2 separate regions of the Mus musculus genome follow, and region 1 is linked to region 2. The links are chromatin loops, found by intact Hi-C in ENCODE. Cell type or tissue: left cerebral cortex. All regions are shown on one strand. Links, peaks and the distances in the headings refer to the core of each region. The heading gives the core; the rest is flanking DNA.

Evidence for each region. A loop is a pair of places that touch in the nucleus more often than their neighbours do. Peaks named below come from ENCODE experiments on the same cell type or tissue, not always from the same donor. Only the 100,000 strongest peaks of a DNase experiment are listed, where the experiment ranks them.
Region 1: it touches region 2 in a loop (3-fold over the local background); 9 of 42 quality-filtered maps call a loop at or near these places.

The regions. Positions count from the first base shown.
Region 1 is chr15:100,035,589-100,040,965 of GRCm38, reverse strand. It overlaps Dip2b (disco interacting protein 2 homolog B), which reads right to left and starts at 2,302. Exons shown (of 38, transcript NM_001159361.2): 1 at 2,057-2,302. The coding sequence starts at 2,156. In left cerebral cortex, for the core only: CTCF peaks have their summits at 2,410 and 4,490 (motif pointing left); DNase peaks (open chromatin) are centred at 536, 1,462, 1,708, 2,366 and 1 more place; H3K4me3 peaks cover 2,243 bases; H3K27ac peaks cover 2,087 bases.
Region 2 is chr15:100,088,679-100,094,055 of GRCm38, reverse strand. All of the region lies in intron 1 of Dip2b (disco interacting protein 2 homolog B), which reads right to left. Among named protein-coding and RNA genes, the nearest start is that of Dip2b, 53 kb to the right of the region's middle. In left cerebral cortex, for the core only: CTCF peaks have their summits at 4,277 and 5,037 (motif pointing right); DNase peaks (open chromatin) are centred at 1,587, 2,085 and 4,131; H3K27ac peaks cover 2,017 bases.

The sequences.
Region 1 (5,377 bases), core at 127-5,126, 53 kb after region 2:
GGGGAGGGGGCGAGGCAAAGTTTTTCTGTCAGAACAGTAATTATGAAGAAAACATTAAAAAAAAAAGGGAACGAGATTAGTTCAAAATATGCTGCAGATGTCACAAACACTACCACAGATCTGGGGATCCCTGATTTATTTTTATAACTTGAACTCTGGATAGCATCTTCCTACATCTCTAACCAACCATCTGTGTACTTGAAGCAGGACAGACAGATGGCCAATACGCTGACACTGCAGGCTCAAGGTTCCTCAACTGCTATTTTCTTCTAGAGTGCAAAGACATAAGATGCAGGACAATGCAGTACAAATCCTTAAGAGAGAAATTTAAACTAAGTCGTGTGCCAATCAAAGTATCCTGCGTGGAAGAATAACCAATTCACTGGTCCTTAAAAAAAAACAAAACATTTAAACCCTGGCATTCCCAGTTTCTAAGACTTTCACACCTTTTCAGGGAGTAGGGTGAGCTAGTCAGTAGTGGAACCTAGAAAGAGCCTTCCAAAGATGTCTAGAAACACCAAGAGCTGTAAACAATAATCGTGTGGAGCAGATCCATACCAAGGGGAGCACCCAGGATTTCCCTTTCCCGGTGAAAGCAATCAGGTCCTATTTTTAATCTCCCCCTCATGCAAACATCCAGGGAAACCTCCCATTCTGGCTAATGAAAGCTATAGCTGATTTGTTACTGAAAGTAAATACAGAACTGTTTTAAAAGATCTGAATGGAATTCGTCACACTCGGTGGCAACACTTTCACAAGAAGATGACAAGAAAAAAACAAAACCTTAAGGGAAATATATTTTAATAAACTACTTCAAATGTTTTTTTTTTTTTAAATCTGGTAAATATTGTAACCAAAGGTATCACCGGGCAAGCAACCCAAAGGTTTCCTATCTTCCTAAACGCTTCCCCACTGATTAATTGAAAAGTAATATGTTGATAATTGCATGCAGGTGAAAAGATCACCACCCTACACATTGGGAAAGCCTTAAAGGGTTATTAAAATTAATTATTTCCTTCAATCGAGTAAGATCTGTGACACTCAAACGCACTTCTGGCTTTTCACTATAAGTGATTCTCAAAAAGGTTTGAAAAAGCCCAGTGTCGTGACAAGTTAACAAAAAGTCGGAACTAGAACGCTCCTGGGAACTTGATCACATTCCTTACTCTTTTCCAATCAACAGTTTTTAGTGAACTTGAAAAATACTGGGGAGGGTCTTTGGCAAGGAATTCAACAATATGCAACTCTGGAGACATCAGCGAAGTGTACGGAAACCAAGCGCGGAGAAAATGCTGCTTTTGTTCAGAGGCCGCCTGCGATAAAAACAGGAACTTTACAGAGAAGCTGATCTCCACAGCACATTCGCCTGACCACATGCCCACAGCCGGCATTGAGGTCCTCATTGTTATCCAAGGCACTTCTCTTGTAACAGAGCCCAGATTTAGTCCATGTTTGAAATTATCTACACAAACCCAACCCTCCCTGTACCAATCCATTGTCAAAAGAAAGAGGGTGCCGGCCAGGATTTGCATGTACCCGGTAGCCACCTCTACAAAGACTCCAAAAGGTGACCAGATAGGAAAACCTAGACTGAATGCAGGTGGCAAGAAAAGCCTGCTGCTCCCAAGGACAGAGGCGGTCTAGAGGCAGCGGATCGGGGGGTCTCTGGGTTAGCGCCACCGCTTCCGACCTCCCTCGGACCCTCAATGGCTCCCCCGCTCCTTTCTCACGCCTGTCACTGGTGAGGCACCTCGCATTGTTAGAGAAGCAGGAAGACGTGCAGCTGCGGCGTCCCCCTGCGCCTCGTTCTGAAGCCGGAGCGAGGGGACAGGCGAGCGGCCCTTCGGGAGCAAGGCAGCAGAGGGGCAAGGTGTCAGCCGGAGGGCGCAGCTTTGTCTCCAGCTGACCCGTCCCCGGGTCCTGCGGGGCCCCCCAGGGACAACAATGAAAGCCCAGCCGCGCTTCGCGGGTGGGGAGCGGCGAGCCCCGCCAGCCCAGCCGCCCACAGGCCGCCGCCCGCTCGCCCGCTCGCCCGGCCCGCCGCGCGCTCGCCTACCCTCAGACAGCTCCAGCTCCAGCTCAGCCAGCTGCGCCCGCACCTCGGGGGGCAGCGCGGCCACCGCGGCCGGCGACGGCTCCAGGCCTCGCTCCGCCATCGCGGCTGCGCCAGCCACACTCCGGAAGACGAGAGGGGGCCGAAGGAGGGACGGACTGACGCGGGCCCACACCCCGGCTACAGGATCCGGCTCCAGCCGCCGAGAGCCGCCGGCGCTGCCGCTGCCGCCGCCGCCGCCGCCGCCATGAGCGAGGGTCACGTGAGCGTGCGGCCCCGCCCCCCGGCCTGGAGCTCGTCCCGCCCCGGAGACGCAGGACGGGCGTGGCTACAGCGCCCTCTACCGCGGATCTTGGAGAGCGCAGGCTGCCGTCGCCTGCTCTGCTCTCCTTGGGAAGATGCGGCACCTGCTGCATATGACGCCTACCTTCCACAAACTCTCAAGCAAGAGGACTCCGGGACGTTGCCCTTACTTCTTCCAGTCCCTCTCACTCGGGAGAGCATGCATCTGTCATGTCTTTTCCCCCATTTTCCCTGATGGACCTGCCTACAGGCCACATCCTTCATCTACCCCAGATTCTGGATTATGCCTGCCAACAACTCTTTGATTTCTTTTTCGGTGCTTCTTGTAATCCCAGCACTCAGGAGGTGGAAACCGGAGGATCTGAAGTTCAAGGTCATTCTCTCCTCAGTGAGAGCCAGCCTGGGCTACATGAGACCTGTCTCAAAACACAAGAAAAAAGATCACAGTCGAACTTGCTTCATCTTGCCTTGACTCCTAAAGACTTATAAAAAGAACTTCTGTGGGAATAGGGGTTGGGGACATGGTTTCATTGTTACAATCGCTGGCTGCTTCTGCAGAAGGCCTAAGCTCAGTTCTCAGCACTGGGCGTCTAATGCCAGCTTGAGGACCTCTGCAGACCTCTACACACACGGCTACATACACCGCATTCGGTATAATGGTGCACGCCTTTTATCCCAGCACACAAGAGGCAGAAGCAGGCTAATCTCTGAGTTTGAGGCCAGCCTGGTCTACATAGTGAATTCCTATTCAGCCAGGGCTACACAGTTAAGACCCTGTCTGGAGGAGCGAGGAACGGAGAGGGGAGGGGGAGGAGAGGAAGAGGAAGAGGAAGAGGAAGGGGAAGAGGAAGGGGAAGGGGAAGAAGAGGAGGAGGAGGAGGAGGAGGAGGAGGAGGAAGAAGAAGAAGAAGAAGAAGAAGAAGAAGAAGAAGAAGAAGAAGAAGAAGAAGAAGAAGAAGAAGAAGAAGAAGAAGAAAGAAAGAAAGAAAGAAAGACATCTCTTTATGCAGTCTTGCCTGACCTGGAACTCTCTACTCAACCGACAAAGGACAAAGATCCACTTTCATCTGCCTCCTTGCTGAGTGTTGGAATCAAAGACGTGCCCTAGCTTGATGGGGAGTTGGGGATAGCTTTTTTTTTTTTTTTTTTAGCCACCTCAGTATGTAACCTATATGTAGTCCAAAAGTACTCATTCTAGTTTAGTATATATAAGGAAGGCCAAAAAAAAAAAATCCCTGTATTCTTTTTCCCCTCTTTTATTATTATTATTTTCTTTATTTACATTTCAAATTTTACATTCCTGTATTCTTACCAAAAACTATTAAGATCTTTATTTTACATTGTAACTTTTGTGTTTAGTATTGAAATTTTGTCACAGGGAGACAACTGATTTATGATTTTTTTCCCCACTGTGTGCATGGGGGGGGGGGGGGTGGCACACACAGCCTGAGGGGATCCTAGTGTCTCTTTCTTTCCAAGGTGCTCCAAAATGGAAGCTGGGGATGTTAGAAGCAGGGAGCCCAGGAGTCAATCCCCAACATTACATAAACTGAGGAGCTAAATTCAAAATCAGTCTGCTCTGTCTCGAGTTCTAGGCGGGCCAGGACTCATAGAGAGATGTTATCTCAAAGCCACCATAAAGGAAAGAAGGAGGGAGGGAGGGAAAGAAGCGTGAGCTCAAAGCTGCTTAGGGGCAAGACGTTGAGATTACCTCTGAACTGAGCTAATGAGTGCTACGGATGTAATCCCATGTAAAGTTCTTGACTCCATGACATTCCGGAAGCCCCAAGATCCACCAATTTGTTCAATTGCACCTAGTATTATTTATGTATGAATTTATTTAGTGTATGGGTGTGTGTGTGTGTGTGTGTGAGAGAGAGAGAGAGAGAGAGAATGCCCATGTGGAAATCAGAGAAGAACTTGCAGGAATCTGTAGTGAGGCCTTGAGGAAGTACTCTTACTCTGGAGTTGTCTCATCTCGGTTTAGTTTAAGACTACTTAATGATTTGGGGGCTGGAGAGATGGCTCCGCAGTTAAGAGCACTGGCTGTTCTTCCAGAGGTCCTGAGTTCAATCCCCAGCAACCACATGGTGGCTCACAACCATCTGTAATAGGATCCTATGCCCTCTTGTGGTGTGTCTGAAGACAGCTACAGTGCATGCATATAAATAAAATAAATACATCTTTAAAAATACTAATGAAAAAAAGACTATTAATTCATGACACCTTCCATCAAGAAATGAGATCCAAACAGCAAGATGGCTCAGTGGGTTTCTAGTCTGACGGACAGCCTGTGTTCAGTGCCTGGAATCCACATGGTAGAAAGAAAAGACTGACACCCAAAAATGAACTTCTGACCTCCACACACACACGCACACACACACACACGTGTACACACATTAAATAAATAAATATATATATATATTTAAAAACCACTGTTAAGAAATGAGCTAGCTCGGGCTGGTGAGATGGCTCAGTGGGTAAGAGCACCTGACTGCTCTTCCGAAGGTCCGGAGTTCAAATCCCAGCAACCACATGGTGGCTCACAACCATCTGTAAGGAGATCTGACTCCCTCTTCTGGAGTGTCTGAAGACAGCTACAGTGTACCTACATATAATAAATAAATAAATCTTAAAAAAAAAAAAAAGAAAGAAAGAAATGGGCTAGCTCAATGATTAAGAGCATCTTTTGACTTCCAGAGGACTCAGGTGTAGTTTCTAGCAACCACACGGTTTCTCACAACCCTCCACAATCCGGTTCTAAGAGCTCTAAGGCCCTCTTCTGGCCTCTGAGGGACCACATATGAAGGCAAAACACTCACACATATAAAAATGAATATATAAATCCTTAAAGAAAGGAAGGGGCTAGAGAGATTAATCCCCAGTAATGAGATCTGACACCCCTTCTGGTGTGTCTGAAGATAGCTACAGTGTACTCATATACTTAAAATAAAGAACCCTTTTTTTAAAAATCATTAATTAATATTGCTTGCTGCTCCTCTAAAGGACTAGCACCCACTG
Region 2 (5,377 bases), core at 66-5,065:
ATCTTTACAAGGTAATATATATACCATTTCACACAGTGACTTAACTTTCTAAAACTAAAGAAAGCTCCGCTAAGATCTAAGTTTGGCCTAAACAGCCAAATGAACCACAACTGCCTCACTCCAGGGGATCTGATACCCTCTTTCCAACTCCACGGGAATGTGTACACACGGTACTCACACATGCTTGTATTCGGGGGACTCAGGACATGGAGGCGCAGGTACTGCAGCAACTTCAAGGCTAACCTGGTCTATACAGAGCACAGATACTGCAGAAGCTTCAAGGCTAACCTGGTCTACATATGGAGCTCCAGAACAGCGAGAACTACTTAGTGAGATCTTGTCTCTTCAAACAAAGCATTGGGGGCTGGAGGGAGAATTGAAAGCACTTACTCTTTAGTATAGGACCTGAGTTTGCATCCCAGAGCCCATAGTGATGCTTACAGCTATCTGTAACTCCAGTTCCAGAGGATCTGACCTCTGACCTCTGAGGAGTCCTACTTGTATACAGTGCACATGCGTTTACACACACACACATGCATAAAATAAAATAAACCTTTTAAAATCAACATAACAAAACAAAGTCAAACAAAAAAGATCAAGAAAAGAGCCGGGGTCAAAGTGCCAGAAAACAAAGTTTGTGCCCCCAGTTCATTAGAAGGTGCTGCTCTGCCCTTTTCCAACCTTCAAGGCTCCTCCCCACCACCTTTCTCCTTCTAAGCCACTCTTCTCAGGTCTGAGGCTAAAATAGGTTTTTTGTTTGTAGGTTGGTTGGTTTTTTAAACAATGTAAGTCTTGTTTTGTGTGGATGTTCAACTCCTTTGAGACTTTGTCAATATATTTTGAAATCAGGAGTGGGGCATTCCCAGCAGAGGCCTGAGATCGCCCTGATGCTAACCCTTCTGCAATCGCATAGAAGATCAAAGGCACTCCAGCTGTCAGTCCCTCAACTGACTGCACCCTTAGCATGCTGCAGTTGTACATAACCAGCAGTCAGGCTACGACTTACGGGTAGTGTCTCTGCTCACTAGCCACCTTCCTTTGTGTATCCATGATTACTAGTACAACAGTCAGGGCTGGGCTGAGAGGACACTATCAATAAATGTCTGGGGAAAAGATGGTGCGCCAAAGAACAGACTGAGGTGAGAGCTCACTCAGGAAGACAGATGAGGACAATGGCTCTTAAGACAGGCGTATCCCATCCTCAAGAATCTTATGCTGCATCTTCAAGAATACAGACAGAGGCCAGGAACAAACTCATCCACAAACAGCAAGTCCTGAGGCTCTAGCACACGAATGATGCTGGTGTCAATGTCCAGTTACAGCCCAGCACAATGAGGGACGGAGGTGAAGCAAACCAAGCAGGGCCCTGATGGCTATGAGGGGGATGAGCGGCTGATTCTCCATCAAACAGTCATGAAGGACCAGGCAAGCGGCTCCATGCCAGTAAAGGCCTAGCAGAGGCATCCGCCCGCCCACCCACCCACCCACAGTGTGAAGAGTGTACACGACAAAGCTGGAAGAAGGAGAGCAATCACGAAGCTCCAGCTCCAAGCGGCTCACAGCGGTGGGTGTGAGCTGCACATGGAGGGAGAACTGCAGGCGGGCTAGAGTGCGGAGGGACAGGAAGCAGTGGAAGGCAACGCTCCGGCTTCTCACCTCGCAAACTCTATGTACTGGCATCTGTTTCCTGAAGTGAAAATGGACTGGGCGGAGTAACAACCCTCCTCTGCACACATGAAGTCAGGACGGTGGGCCACTGTCGTCCACGTGGACTCAGATCACTGAATGTGGGTTTAGAGGTCAGCAACATAAAAGACAGTGTAAACGGCACGGCGTCTGGAAAGAGGAGACTCCGCAGGCTAGGATAGACAAGCAGAGGCAGTCAGAGAATGAGGACTGTGTGTGTAAGGCAGAAAGAGAAGAAAGGGTTTCATCAGTGACCCTGCTTTAAAGCACCAAGGAGGGAATGAACCCACTGAGTGGCTTATCGTAGCACTGGGAGAGCGGGAAGTGAGAGCAGAAGCGGCTCTGCGGCTCGCAGAGAGAGCATCCCTGGCTGCATGAGGCCCAGGTTCCTGCCTGGCACAGGCCGACACTGGAATAGACCGCTCCTTGGGAAAGCTGTTTTTCCAATGAAGAGGAGAAAAGACTGGGCCACTACTAACTGTAGGAAGAAGCTGACCAAAGTCACATGACACCACAGCAGGAAGATACCACAGCAGGAAGATGCCACAGCAGGAAGATGCCAAGCAGGAAGATGCCACAGCAGGAAGATGCCAAGGGTATTCTGGACTGGCTGCTATTTTTCCGGAAGTATGAACAGAGCTAATAGTGGGAGAGCAGGGAATGCAGGAGAGTCTGATGAGAAGCTAAGAAGACAAGCACCACGGAGAGTGGTGCCTTAAAAAAAAAAAGGATTTTTGTATGTTTATGCATTTAGAATGTGTGTGTGTTTACAAGTATTCATGTGTGTGAGCACAGGTGTGTGAGAGTATATGTGTGCACATGTGCAATGAAGCCATAGACTGACACTGGGTGTCTTCCTAGGCATGCTATGTACTGAGGCAGGGTCTCCTGCTGAGCCAGGAGCGTGACAATCTGGCTTGTGTGACTAACTAGTCAGCCCAGAATCCCACACTTCTGGGATTACAGAAGGGCTGCCATGGCCACCTGGATTATTTGAATGCTGGGGATCCAAACCCTGGTGCTTTAGACTGCACAACAACATTTTATCACTGAGCAATCTCCCTGGGACCAGTAATTATGCCTTCAACTTCATCTTTGGAAATCTAATCCAAGAAAACATTCCCTCTCTCAGAAAGAATAATATAGACCCTGCACATTCGAAGGTTTGGCTGTGTAATTATCATCTTTTTTCATCTTTTTTTTTCTTTTCTTTTCTTTTCTTTTTTTTCTTTCTTTTTTTTTTTTTTTTTTTTGGTTTTTCAAGTCAGGGTTTCTCTATGTAGCCCTGGCTATCCTGGAACTCAAATTGTAGACCAGGCTGACTGGCCTTGAACTCAGAAATCCACCTGCCTCTGCCTCCCAAGTGCTGGGACTAAAGGCGTGCGCCACCACCGCCCGGCTCAATCATCTTTTAAGAAAGAAACTGACAACAAAATAAGTATGCACGGAGCATGCGACGAGGAAACACATAACCACTGACTTTCTGTTCTGTATGAAATAATACACAGATGCCTGTTTTAGAATTACTGAAGATTGGCACTGAGAAACGACTTAATGGTTAGGGACTAAGAGCACTCAGGTTCCCAGAACCAACACCAGGCAGCTTGACAACCACTTGTAACTTAATTCCAGGGGATCTAATGTCCTCACCTGGCCTCTGTGTGTGTGTGTATGTGTGTGTGTGTGTGTGTGTGTGTGTGTGTGTGTGTGTGTATGTATGCGTATATGTGTATATGTATGTATGTGTGTGCATCACATGTGTGCCAGTGCCACTGCACTCACACATACACATAAAATTAAAATGAATTTTAAAATATAAAATCCTGGGGATGAAGTATATGGATAAGTGATAAGGGATAGATGAAACTTGATTGGTTCTGTGTTTATAATTATCACTATTGGTGATGGGTATATGCAGTCTTAGTTTATTAATCTCTCTATGTTTGAAAATGTCCATAATACCAAGATACACATATTTATGCAGAAGGGTAACATGGAGCCTGTATCTATCTCACATTCCTGTAAGGTAACACTGTAGCTTTGTAAGTTTTGGCTTGCATCCTTAACAGCAACTGAGGATACTATCAAAACAAAATCCAGTCCATTTCAAAACTGACAGTTCTTCTCTCCTCTTTCAGGATCCACCCTGGTCACTCCTGGCCTGTGAGTGACACAGTACCTGAGAGGAGGGACACTCCTGTCTAGCTAGGGAGCTTTTCCTAGGTGACATTTCGTCAGCAGAGAAGAAAATTGCTTTCCATCTTCTCTTTCTAGGTAGATCTCTAATCCTCGCCGCTCACAAAACCGCAGCTCAGCAGCACTAACTTCCTGACAAGGACAATGCAGTCTGGAGGACTGCGACAGTAGGCATGGGGACTGCCTGCCTCTGCCGCCTTGGGCAGGTGAATTTAAAGCCAGACACTTAGCTCTGTGGTGAGTGTGGGCTGTAACAGATGCTCTGGAGGGAAAGTCAGCACTGAGTAATTCCCCTCTGGGCAGTGAGGCAGTAGGGCATGGATTCCACTAACCGCGTCCTCATCCCTCCCTCCCGAGCTCCTCAGCAGCCTCCCTACTGCTGCGGCTGGTTAACCAGATGAACTTCACCGCACAGGACCAGGGAGTACCAGCATTCCATTGGCCATCAGAGGCCAGCTGGCTCAGCCGAGGTGGTCTGACTGGTTTTCCTGACATGACTGGTTATTCCAGGGGTGTACATTACTTCTGAGAATAACAAAGAACATTCTGTCTTCAGAGTATATCCGACTTTTAGCTGCACACTACCTGTCCATTTCAGGGGTTCTTGGGCTGGCTAGTTCATTCCTAGAGAAGTTTTAAAAGACTGGGTTGGAACCTAGGAATCTGTATTTTTAAGTCATCAGTTACTTGAAGTTCTTAGGTTTAGAAACTAATAACCCAGCACGACCTAAGCAAAAATGTGAGCCTTAATTTCTAAGAGGGACCTATCACTTTTCAAATCAACTTAATTAAACTGAACATAATTAAAACATTTTCTCCAGAAAAATAAGACCACAATTATAGATAAAAATTTAAAAATTTAAAGATATTTATTCTTATGTATGTATTTATTTTTAAGTCTGTATCTGTCTGAATGTATGTAAAGTGTATCATATGTGTGCCTGGTGCCCAAGGAAACCAGAAGAGTATTAGATCCCGGAACTAGATATGGATGGGTGGAAGAACCCAGGTCCTCGGCAAGAAAGTAAGTGCTCAAACCACTGAGCCACTTTCCAGCCCCAAATCAAAATTTTAATTTAAAAAATGTTGGGGTTTTTTTGTATGTTTGTTTTTAAGATTTATTTATTATTATACATAAGTACTCTGTAGCTGACTTCAGACACACCAGAAGAGGGCATCAGATCTCATTATGAGTGGTTGTGAGCCACCCTGTGGTTGCTGAGATTTGAACTCAGGACCTTCAGAAGAGCAGTCTGTGCTCTCCAGCACTAAAAAAATGTCTTTAAAGGGCTAACAGGCAGGTGTGCTGGTGAGTGCCTTTAATCCCAGCACTTGGGAAACAGAGGCAGATGGACCTCTGTGCAGAACTAACACAGAACTTTTCCAAGGCACTGACACTTAGGCCTGAATTATTGATTGGAAGCTGTCTTGGGTACCCTAGGCTATCCCTCTCACATCTCACATAACAATTGGTGAGTTTGCTAAAATGAGCGCA